Linked DNA regions of Homo sapiens: region 2 is linked to region 1. The links are chromatin loops, found by intact Hi-C in ENCODE. Cell type or tissue: GM12878. All regions are shown on one strand.

Region 1 (5,000 bases):
GAGAGCTGCCGGCCAAGAGCCCAGCCCCTCTGGGTAGAGCAGGAGCCAGTGCCACCACTCCCTGTGGGATTCGGATTAAGGACACACCCACCCAAAGTAAACCAAGCTTGGCCAAAGGCAGGTGCCCAGCTGTGGTCACCACTCCGCAGTAGTTACTGAAAATCTTCCATCTGCCCAATACCCTCCTGAGCCCGTGAAGGAGATGAGCGGAAAGAGGCTCCGCCTGTTGGAAGCACAGCCAGGAAAGGTGGGCTCAGATTGCTGAAGCCTGCAGGGGAACTTGAAGAAAGCGTGCCAGCACAGGATGGCGGATGATGCCCGCATGACACTCGCTCGCCTCCCCGGAACAGCCTGTGGCCTTCTCACCTAGTGGGAAGCTCCCCAGCCGCGTGTTTCAGGAGGTCCAGCAGATTCCTCTGCAGAGGAATCCCTTTCTGCAGAGTCGGGGCTCGCTCCCTGCCATCTACGGGCAGTGCTGCTTAAAGCTGTGGCTGCAGACCTTGCCTCTGCCTGTTGAGACCTCCTGCAGGGCCCTCCAGCCCACAGGGTCCCTCAGCTCTCTGGGACCTGTGAGGCTCTTTGGGCCAGCTGCAACTGGAGCTCTTTGCAGGAGGGGCCTCTGGCCTGGCTGAAGTCCCGGCTTCCTGACTCCCCTTTCCCCTCAGGTCAACAACGGTTCCAGCCTCAGGGATGAGTGCATCACAAACCTACTGGTGTTTGGCTTCCTCCAAAGCTGTTCTGACAACAGCTTCCGCAGAGAGCTGGACGCACTGGGCCACGAGCTGCCAGTGCTGGCTCCCCAGTGGGAGGGCTACGATGAGCTGCAGACTGATGGCAACCGCAGCAGCCACTCCCGCTTGGGAAGAATAGAGGCAGGTAGGCGGCCGGCCCCACCTCCTTCCCCAAAGCTGGGCTTCTCTGTCGCCAGTAACATTCAGGGAGCCTCAGGGCTGGAAGGGACCCCCGGGATCACTCTGCCTCTGCAGTTTCAGCTGCCACGTACGCTGGTATCACTTAATCACTTGACTGGTCTCTACTTGATTCCCTCCAGTGCTGCTGAACTCACTGCCTACCATTTTTGGGTGACTCTGTTAGAAAGTTCTTCCTTTCTGTTGAGACAGAATCTCATGTACTGGTCTTGAGTCCCTTGTCTGGACCAACATAGAATGGTGTTTTTATCCAATTTTCCAAATGTGATTCTGATACAAAGATTGCAGACCACTTGTCTGGATTATATAACCCAAGGGGTTCTCACACTTGGCCTTGTATCATTTCAAGGACCTGGAGCTTTAAATGCTGGTGCCTGCATCTCACCTCCAGAGATTCTGATTGGTTGGTCTGGGCATTGCTGGGTCTGGGCAAAGCCCCCAGGTGGCACTACCGGTGCGGCCCCTGCCTCCCCAAGCAGGCCTGGCTGACTGTCCCATTGATTGAGGCCCACTGGTTTCACAGTGACTTTTGCACTGTCTATACCTGACATATTTCCTTTCATACATTATGCTCCGTGATTACCTATACAAGAACACAGAAGTATTTGGAACCTCATTTCCAGGTGAGGAAACCCAGGTCCAGCAAAGGGTAAATGACTAGCTCCAGATCACACAGCTTGTGGCCATGTTACCACTGGGACATGGGGCCAGGCCCCTTCTTGAGGTGGGCCTCAGCCGCCCTCCCACTGTAGGGCACTGACTCCAGGTCACCATGGTTTCCAGACTGTTCACCTTTCCTGTTGCTGATCCCTGCACTCTCCTCCAGCCTCCAGCTCCACTCCCCTTTGCCAAGGGGCTGCTTCTATGGACAGGGGCTGTCCCGAGTGGAGGCTGGGGGCGAGTGGAGGCTCACCCACTTCCAGATCCAGCCCTGCGACGCTGGCTTTCAGTAGTGTGCACATTGGAATTACACGAGAAACCTTTTCCAAATGCAGGCCTTGGGCCCTACTCCAGCTGCCTGCATCAGGCTGTTTTAGGGCGGGAGACTGCCCAGAGGATTCTGACGCAGGTAGAATCCCTGCCCTGAAAGCCTGCAGGGATCCCCGGACCCTGGTCCAGGCCTTCCAAGCTCAAGGGTTGCACTGCCCTCTGGTGGCTGTGGGGGAGACCAACAGCTGACCCAGCCTTCTGCCTCCCGCCTGTCTTAGATCAGGTGCTTGAGGACGTGGCTGGAGTTCCCCACTAGACCGGGGTGGGGGTGGGGGTGGGGGGTGGGGGGAGGTGTCTGAGAATGTCTCTGCCTTCTAATCCAGCCAGCATATCTTCTGGCTCGCCCTGAACTGAGGAGAAACCCCAGATCCCTTTGGGAAGGTCCAGGAAGGGCAGGAGTGGACAGGCACAGCTCTGCTGTCAGCACTGCTGTGGGGGTGACTGTAGCCCCAGTCTGCCCTGGTGTTTTTCTCTCGCTCTTCTCCATGCCGGCCTTTGCCTCTAGACTGAGAAACCGGGGTTGACTCAAGTGGCACCTGCAAAAGTGATCATGGCAGTTCACTTAGCCTGCAGGTGACAGGGACTGTGAATCTAGTCCCTGGCGAGCCTGGAAAGAGGGGCAAGGTAGAGGCTCTGGCTGCCGGGGTTTCTTTGGTGAGTCCGTTCACTCGGCTGGACACAGACGGATCAGGAAAGATTCCTGTTGCTACTCGGCTGGTGGCCAGAGGGAGAGAGGACGTGTCCGTAACTGAAGCAAGGTGGATAAGCTTCGGGAACGAGCGAGGCACAGATTCGGTGCTGGGGGAGTGATGAGGTGCTGGAGGAGCTGGGTGCTCTGCTCTGCAGGGAATCAGGAAAACTTTGGGGCTGCAGCTCCAATTGAGCTGGGCCTTGGGGGTTGGGTATGTTTGGTTCCTTGGAAACTGGGAAGAGGGAATGGCCATCTTTTAAGCAAAAGCCCAGCGGCTATAAATGCTACAGTGAGGCTGGGTGCAGTGGTTCACGCCTGTAATCCCAGCACTTTGGGAGGCCAAGGCAGGTGGATCATGAGGTCAGGAGTTCAAGACCACCCTAGCCAAGATGGTGAAACCCCGTCTCTACTAAAAAAAATATATAAAAATTAGCCAGGCGGGGTGGCGGGTGCCTGTAATCCCAGCTACTTGGGAGGCTGAGGTAGAGAATTGTTTGAACCCGGGAAGCGGAGGTTGCAGTGAGCTGAGATTGTACCACTGCACTCCAGCTTGGGGAACAGAGTGAGACTATGTCTTGAAAAAAAAAAGAAAAAAAAAAGCTACAGTGAGTAGTTGAGTTTGCCTAGGAAGCGTGGAAGTTAAGTCAGACGTACTTTCAGGCTGGGTCATGACTTGTCACTTAAGCAGAGATGAGCACTTGAGAGGTTTTGAAGAGAAGTGATGTGGCAGCCTTACTGCATGTTCCATGGACAGACTCCAGGGAGGCCGTGAAACCCCCAGAGCACAGCTTCTAAGAACGTGCCCACTCCTTAGCACGTCACTTCTCCCAACCCTGCCCTGCTCTGAGGTCTGTGCTGTGAAGGTGGCCGAGTAGACTGGACGGCAGGGAGTGGGGCTGTCATCATCAGATGAGAGCTAAGGGGACCCCCACCAGGGTGGCGGCAATGGCAGAGGGTAGGCAAAACGCTTGTATTTGCAACATAAGGTGAGATTTGACAGCTGACCGAGGGTGGGAGCAGCAGCCAAAACCAAAAAAGCCAGAGGGAAGTTGCAAGCACAGAAAAAATAGAAGATTTAATGGGAGAAATAACAATAGCTGGCATCTATTGAACACTTACTGGGAGCTAGGTACAGGGCCCATTCATTCATTCATGCAATTAAAACTTTTTTTAAGAAACGGGGTCTTGCTCTGTTGCCCAGGCTGGAGTGTAGTGGTATGATCACAGCTCACTGCAGCCTTGAATTCCTGGCCTCAAGGAGTCCTCCCACCTCAGCCTCCTGTGTAGCTGGGATTATAGGTACGTGCGGTACACCTGGCTCCCTTTAAAAGTTTTTTGTAGAGGCAGGGCACAGTGGCTCACACCTGTAATCCCAGCACTTTGGGAGGCCAAGGCAGGAGGATCACAAGGTCAGGAGTTCGAGACCAGCCTGACCAACATGGTGAAACCCGTCTCTACTTAAAATACAAAAATTAGCCGGGTGTGGTGGCGGGCGCCTGTAATCCCAGCTACTCAGGAGGCTGAAGCATGAGACTTGCTTGAACCCAGGAGGCGAAGGTTGCAGTGAGCCGAGATCGCGCCACTGCACTCCAGCCTGGGTGACAGAGCAAGACTCCGTCTCAAAAAAAAAAAAAAAGTTTCTTGTAGAGGCAGGGCCTTGCTTTGTTGCTGGTGCAATCACGGCTCACTGCATCCTCTAACTCCTGGCCTTAAGCAATCTTCTGTCCTCAGCCTCCCAAAGCACTGGGATTACAGGCATGCATGACCACACCTGGTCCCTGCCATTGTTTATTGAGCACCTACTGAGTGCCATGTATTAAGTGCTGGGTATTTGTCAGTGGACAAAACAGATTAAAAAAATCACAGCCCTTAGGGAGCTTACCTTCTGGCAGGGGCGTCAGACAATAACACAGCAAGTGCTGAGGAAGAAACGGAGGCGGCAGGGAGCGTGGCAGTTGAGCGTGGCCTTCATGGAGCTGCGACAGTGGTACTCGGGCAGGGGCAGCACGGAGGCTGTGCGCCAGAGGAGGAGGACTGAGGGGCAAGGGGGAGAGCTCTGGTTGGAAAGGCAGGGGAGATTCTCCAGGGCCTTGCCGGTGCCAGTGACAACTGGGGTTTTCCTGAGACGGGACTGCGAGGAATGGGGGCTCTCAGGCTTGAGAGGGCAAAAGTGGGTCTGGGATGCCGTCTGCCCACAGAGCCCCTTCCCCAACGGCTGCCCAGGCCAAGGCCAACCCTGTTGGGTTGTGTGGTGTGAGCCATGAAGCCGCTGCCAGGCTTGTACCTCAGGCGTGGTCGTGATGCCCCAGCTTCACCGGCCCTGCCTGTGGGGACGTGGTGCCTGTGTGCGGGAGCCTGGGCCTCAGCCGAGGCCCTGAGCTCCGGCACTG
Region 2 (5,000 bases), 54 kb before region 1:
AAAAGGTGACAAAAGCTCTTTGGTGTCTCCGACAGGAGTTCAATAAAAAGGCATTGCTCTGGCCGGGCACGGTGGCTCCCACCTGTAATCCCAGCACTTTGGGAGGCCGAGGCGGGCAGATCACAAGGTCAGGAGATCGAGACCATCCTGGCTAACATGGTGAAACCCCATCTCTACTAAAAATACAAAAAATTAGCCGGGTGTGGTGGCGGGCGCCTGTAGTCCCAGCTACTCAGGAGGCTGAGGCAGGAGAATGACGTGAACCCGGGAGGCGGAGCTTGCAGTGAGCCGAGATCGCGCCACTGCACTCCAGCCTGGGTGACAGAGGGAGACTCTGTCTCAAAAAAAAAAAAAAAAAAGGCATTGCTCCAACACTATTTATCATTATAATATTTATGTTATTATTTATAGTGGTACTATAGTTAGCAGTAAATATAGTGGCATCACCGCCAAAACAAGTGTGAGAAATGAGAGTCCAGAGAGTCCACCCTGGTAAGCTAAGGGCTGCACGTGGCTGCCCAGAGAGGCAGGAAAGTGGAGCCTCAAAATATGCCTGAGAATAAGCGAGCCTCTTTCCTGTCCCTGACGCCTTGGAGCGTGATCCTCAGAGACCAAAGGGAACTGAAAACCAAAAATGATCTCTATCTACGCAGGATGTTCCAAAAGTGTGGCTGAAAGGGGAAGACGTTAACCTTGGGGCTCTACAGAGTTTCTGTGTGCGTGAAACACACAACAGCATATCAGAAGGGAGGGTGTGGGGCCAGCCTCCACCTCTTGAAAGTCTGGTATTCTAAAACGCTTGCAAGCTGATTATTTGGGATTCTGTATTTTCACGTGGAAATAGAGTTGTAAATGGTGGCTCGGCTCATAAAAAGCCCATTTTCCTCATTACACCTCTGTGTGTGGTACTAGTCTGGTGACACTCCAGGACCTAACCCGTGTTCCCTGGGGAAATGCAGCATTCCAGGCTGGGGCCTCTGGGCTCTAGAAGTCTCCCTCATTGGCCCTCTTTTGGTCTGCTGGACACTGCTTTAGGGACCTCCCCAGCTCTGTGGTGATGGTGCCTTTGTCCAACCAGGGGGAGCTGGGAGCCTGTCTAGTGGGCAGAGGTGGATACCAAGATGAGGCAGGTCCCCGGGGCCAGTTGTCCAGCAGGCCTGGAGGACGGCCCGCCGACGTGCCTGCCCGCTGTGGCTGTGCCCACCTCTGCGTCCTCTGCTGGCTGCCACGTGGTTAGCGTTGGTGGCCGGTGCGTTTGGGGTGCTCAGTAAACATTTCTGGCATAAATTAGTAGTCTCCCGCATCATCCTTACCACAGGCCATGATTCATGTATGATATTGCTGTTTTTGATATCAGCATCCATGTAGAAGCCAGTGGGTCAAATAGAACCAGGCAGAATTGAATGATTGAGTCGGAAATGCAGAGCATCAAGCCAGCACCCACCGCCACACAGATTGTCACTGGTGGTTGTCGGGCTATGAACAGAGTTGGGCCTTTGTCTTGGCCCCTCTGGGCTATTATTACTTATTTATTTATTTTTTAGAGATAGGGTCTCACTCACCCAGGCTGGAGTGCAGTGGTGCAGTCACGGCTCTCTGCAGCCTTGACCTCCCGGGCTCAAGCAGCCCTCCCACCGTAGCCTCCTGAGTAGCTGGGACTATAGATACTCACACTACCACACCCAGCTAATTGTTGTAGAGACGGGGTCTCACTGCATTGCCCAGGCTGGTCTCGAACTCCTGGGTTCAGCAGTCATCTCACCCTCACCTCCCAAAGTGCTGGGATCACAGGTGTGAGCCCCCGTACCTCCGAGCTTTCTGACCGCATCCTCACTAATCCTTGTGAGCAAGGCACTCAAGCCTCTGCTCCCCAGTCTCAGGGCTATGGCTCTTGGATTTCGAGTACCAGAAGGACTAAGGTAGGCCCTGCCTGCCTTCCAGATGACCATCTAGGTTCAGTGTGTGGGCTCATCTGCTTGCTTGTTTTTCCAGCTGCCCGGGTGTCTTCTTGATGCAGTGTGCCAAGGTGAAGAGTCTTGGTTGGAGAGAAGGTGGGAATATAGAAGTACAAGTACAGAGAAGGGGACCTGCCCTACAGCTGGCCACTCTTTCCCCCACACTGTTGGCCATTCTACCCCACACTGGGTCTTGGGCCCATGAGAGGCAGGGCCTGGAGTGAGGTGCTCGGGTGCGCCAAGGGCCAGGTGGTAGTGTAGGGGGTACCCCGACTTAGGAAGGCCAGGCCTGGATTCAGGTCCTGCCTTCACTGTCTCCCCAGGCACAGACAAAACAGACTCTACTTACCCTCTCAGGGCCTCTTCAGAAGACGAGGCAGGAAGGGACATCGGGCCTCCCTTCCAGGTGTGACATTCTGATCAGGGTCTGTGGGACTGCTCTTCCTTGAGCTGCCTGAGACGCCAGCATTTGTTACATTTGCCTGGAGCCTGTGTTGAAGAGGGAAAGCTCTGAGTTCAGAGTGGGCAAGAAGATTTGGCTTCTTTTCCAGGCTCTGCCACACTTAACTCCGTTGAGCCTCAGAACCCTCATTTGAATTTGCCCATCCTGGCAGCCACACCTGGCCGGTGTGAGGATCACGTGGGTGGTGCATGCGAGGGCGCCCTGAAGCCGGAGAGTGCCATCCGTGCCCATCTCATGCGCTGCTCTGGACAGGCCTCACTCCCTGGTGGTGTACTGTTGCTTTTTGAAATTTGGTGACAGGCACTGCCTGCCCGCCAGGTGTCAAGCGAGTGGCACTAAAGAGCCACCCCTGGGTCACACGTCCAAAGGAAGTGCTGCTTCAGAGGGAAAGATGGAGCAGATGTGCCCCCGAGTGTTGGAGACGCAGCAGAGTGCTCCAGGGAGGAGGGGTCCTCTGACCAGGACCCGCTCACTGCTCGGGAGCTCAGGAGGGGTGGCCAGCGCCCAGGGCACGCAGGAGTGCTTTGAGAAGTGGTAAATTATAGCACCTGTTAGCAACAGATGGAAACCCGTTACCCTGATGTTGAGAAAAACCAAAAAACTTCCATTTGCCAGAAGCTTGACAGCATCTTTGTTCTTAGAACCAGTGAACCAAGTCTTCTATTTCTTACATCCCCCTAAAAGGCAAAGCATTTACTATAAACCCCCCACCCCCGCCCCATGCATGCTCAGTCAGGTTCCAGTCAGGTGGAACTCCCCTTGTTGGATTGGTTTTTCCCTTCCACTTCTTCTTTTGAAAATTGTATTGATTGGGCATTTTTTCTGATTATAAAAGTAGCCTCGCCCGTTGTGGAAGTGTGGAGCGTACAGGGAAGTCCGAAGGTAGCGGCCCCGCAGCGCAGCTCGGACTCGCCGGCCGCTCACACGCGCTTCTGCCTCTTGCTAGGAGAAAGCCTTTTTGGCTTCTTTAAATGCTTGCTTTACCTGATGCTCCCTTTTTCTAATTTCATTTCCTAATTCTGTTCCCAGTATTCTGTTATATTGTTCTCTGTGTTGGGAAGGGCGTATGAGGATGTGGCCTACATAAAAACAGCTGAAAGCTGTATTTTGTGCTGTCCAGAAAGCAGAAACACGTGTTGTAATTATTACCCGTGCAGGCGCCTGCCTCTTCCTTTTGGATGTGTTTGGTTGTGTATCACATGGGCGCTGTTCCGCTCCACAGCATGGCCTATTCACCTGTGACACCAGTCCCAGGAGGTGGCAGGGACTGTTCACTGACGTATTTGATGGGATTCATCCAGGTGTTCCAAGCCTGAAGACAGACTACACTTTGAAGCCGAGGTTGACTGTAGGTCGGCTGTAAGGCAGAGTGTATTGTTGAGGAAAGAAATCCTCCCTCGTACCCATGCATTCGGCCGGCTGTGCCGTGTGTGCTTAGCACATTGGGTACACTCAGCATTTCACACGCATGCACACTGTCCCTGGCTTTGGTTTTGAAGTTGTACCCAATAGCAGATTCAGTGTGCCCAAGGTACGCCACGCTGGAAGGGTTCAAAGACAGAAAACACCTGTATTCATGCAGCTGCACCGCTGAGCGGCCTCTCAGCCAGCTCTTTGTCTTGTTGGCCTTCTGTTGAGTAAAACAAGGCCATTTCTTCAACCCTGTTCTCTCTGTAAACCACACACTGCCCTCCCCGCGGGCCGAGGCCCCGTGTCTTCCTGGGCTCTGTTGTCCCTGTGTGTGCTCTGTGGTTCTGTGATGGTCCCTTGCCAAACTCCTCTCCCTCGTCCTTGAGTAGCCATCAGACCCCAGATCTAGAGATGTCTCTCTGCACACTGTCTCTCGATGCCCCGTCAGCACTCCTCCCAGCATCGTTCCTGTAAGTTTTGGCGTGTCCTGTCAGCTCACCCCTTTGGTCTCACAATCCAGAGTGTGACAGCCCCCAGCTGCAGCATGGGGTCCCTGCACAGCCATAGAAGGGCCAGAAGGAAAGGGGGTGGTTGGCTCTCCCTGTTCCTGGGGGAGAGAGGGGACAGTGACACGGACGGGTGGAAGTCACCTCTGTGTTTGTACATTTCCCCAAAATTGTCCTGGCTCAGAATTTGAAGGAGCGCAGGTGTGAGCGTCCTGGAGGCCCGTCACCGGATGGCGTGCTGCCCCCACAGACTCAGAGGCCCCTCCTTGCCCTGCACTTGTCAAGGCCAGCTTTGCCTCAGGCACATACCTGTGGTGACATCTTAGAGGATTCCACGTGGGTCTGGGAGGTGACCCCAGGTTGTCACCTGCAAGCCTGGAAGCCATGTTGGCCACTTATTGAATGCAGTCTGTCTCAGAGCCAGGCAGACCTATCCAGGGGCTTTGAGGAGGGGGCCCAAGGCCCCAAAGGCCCCGGTATGACAACCCAGATGCCACTGCCCTCCTGATAAGGAGTAGAGGCAGGAGGGCCCTGTGGCCCGAGTGCTGCCATCATTGTGTAGGGAACACATCATCCCTCTTGGAGGAATCCACACTGTGGCTCTGGCCCCCCGCCCCCTCTGTGATGCTGCCAGAGCTGGATCTGCTCTCGTTCAGTTCCGTGCTG

Evidence for each region. Peaks named below come from ENCODE experiments on the same cell type or tissue, not always from the same donor. Only the 100,000 strongest peaks of a DNase experiment are listed, where the experiment ranks them.
Region 2: a loop joins it to region 1, with 9 times the contacts of the local background. A loop is called at or near these places in 44 of 110 quality-filtered maps.

Annotation. Positions count from the first base shown.
Region 1 is chr22:17,739,679-17,744,678 of GRCh38, reverse strand. BID (BH3 interacting domain death agonist) reads left to right here. Exons shown (of 6, transcript NM_001196.4): 3 at 666-876. Among named protein-coding and RNA genes, the nearest start is that of MIR3198-1, 22 kb to the left of the region's middle. RefSeq lists an enhancer at 1-384 and a silencer at 1,962-2,256. In GM12878, a CTCF peak has its summit at 2,078 (motif pointing left); a DNase peak (open chromatin) is centred at 2,208; H3K27ac peaks cover 561 bases.
Region 2 is chr22:17,794,033-17,799,032 of GRCh38, reverse strand. All of the region lies in intron 29 of MICAL3 (microtubule associated monooxygenase, calponin and LIM domain containing 3), which reads left to right. Among named protein-coding and RNA genes, the nearest start is that of LINC00528, 19 kb to the right of the region's middle. RefSeq lists enhancers at 812-861, 3,152-3,221, 3,342-3,451, 4,069-4,568. In GM12878, a CTCF peak has its summit at 2,736; DNase peaks (open chromatin) are centred at 642 and 3,092; H3K4me3 peaks cover 2,448 bases; H3K27ac peaks cover 4,668 bases.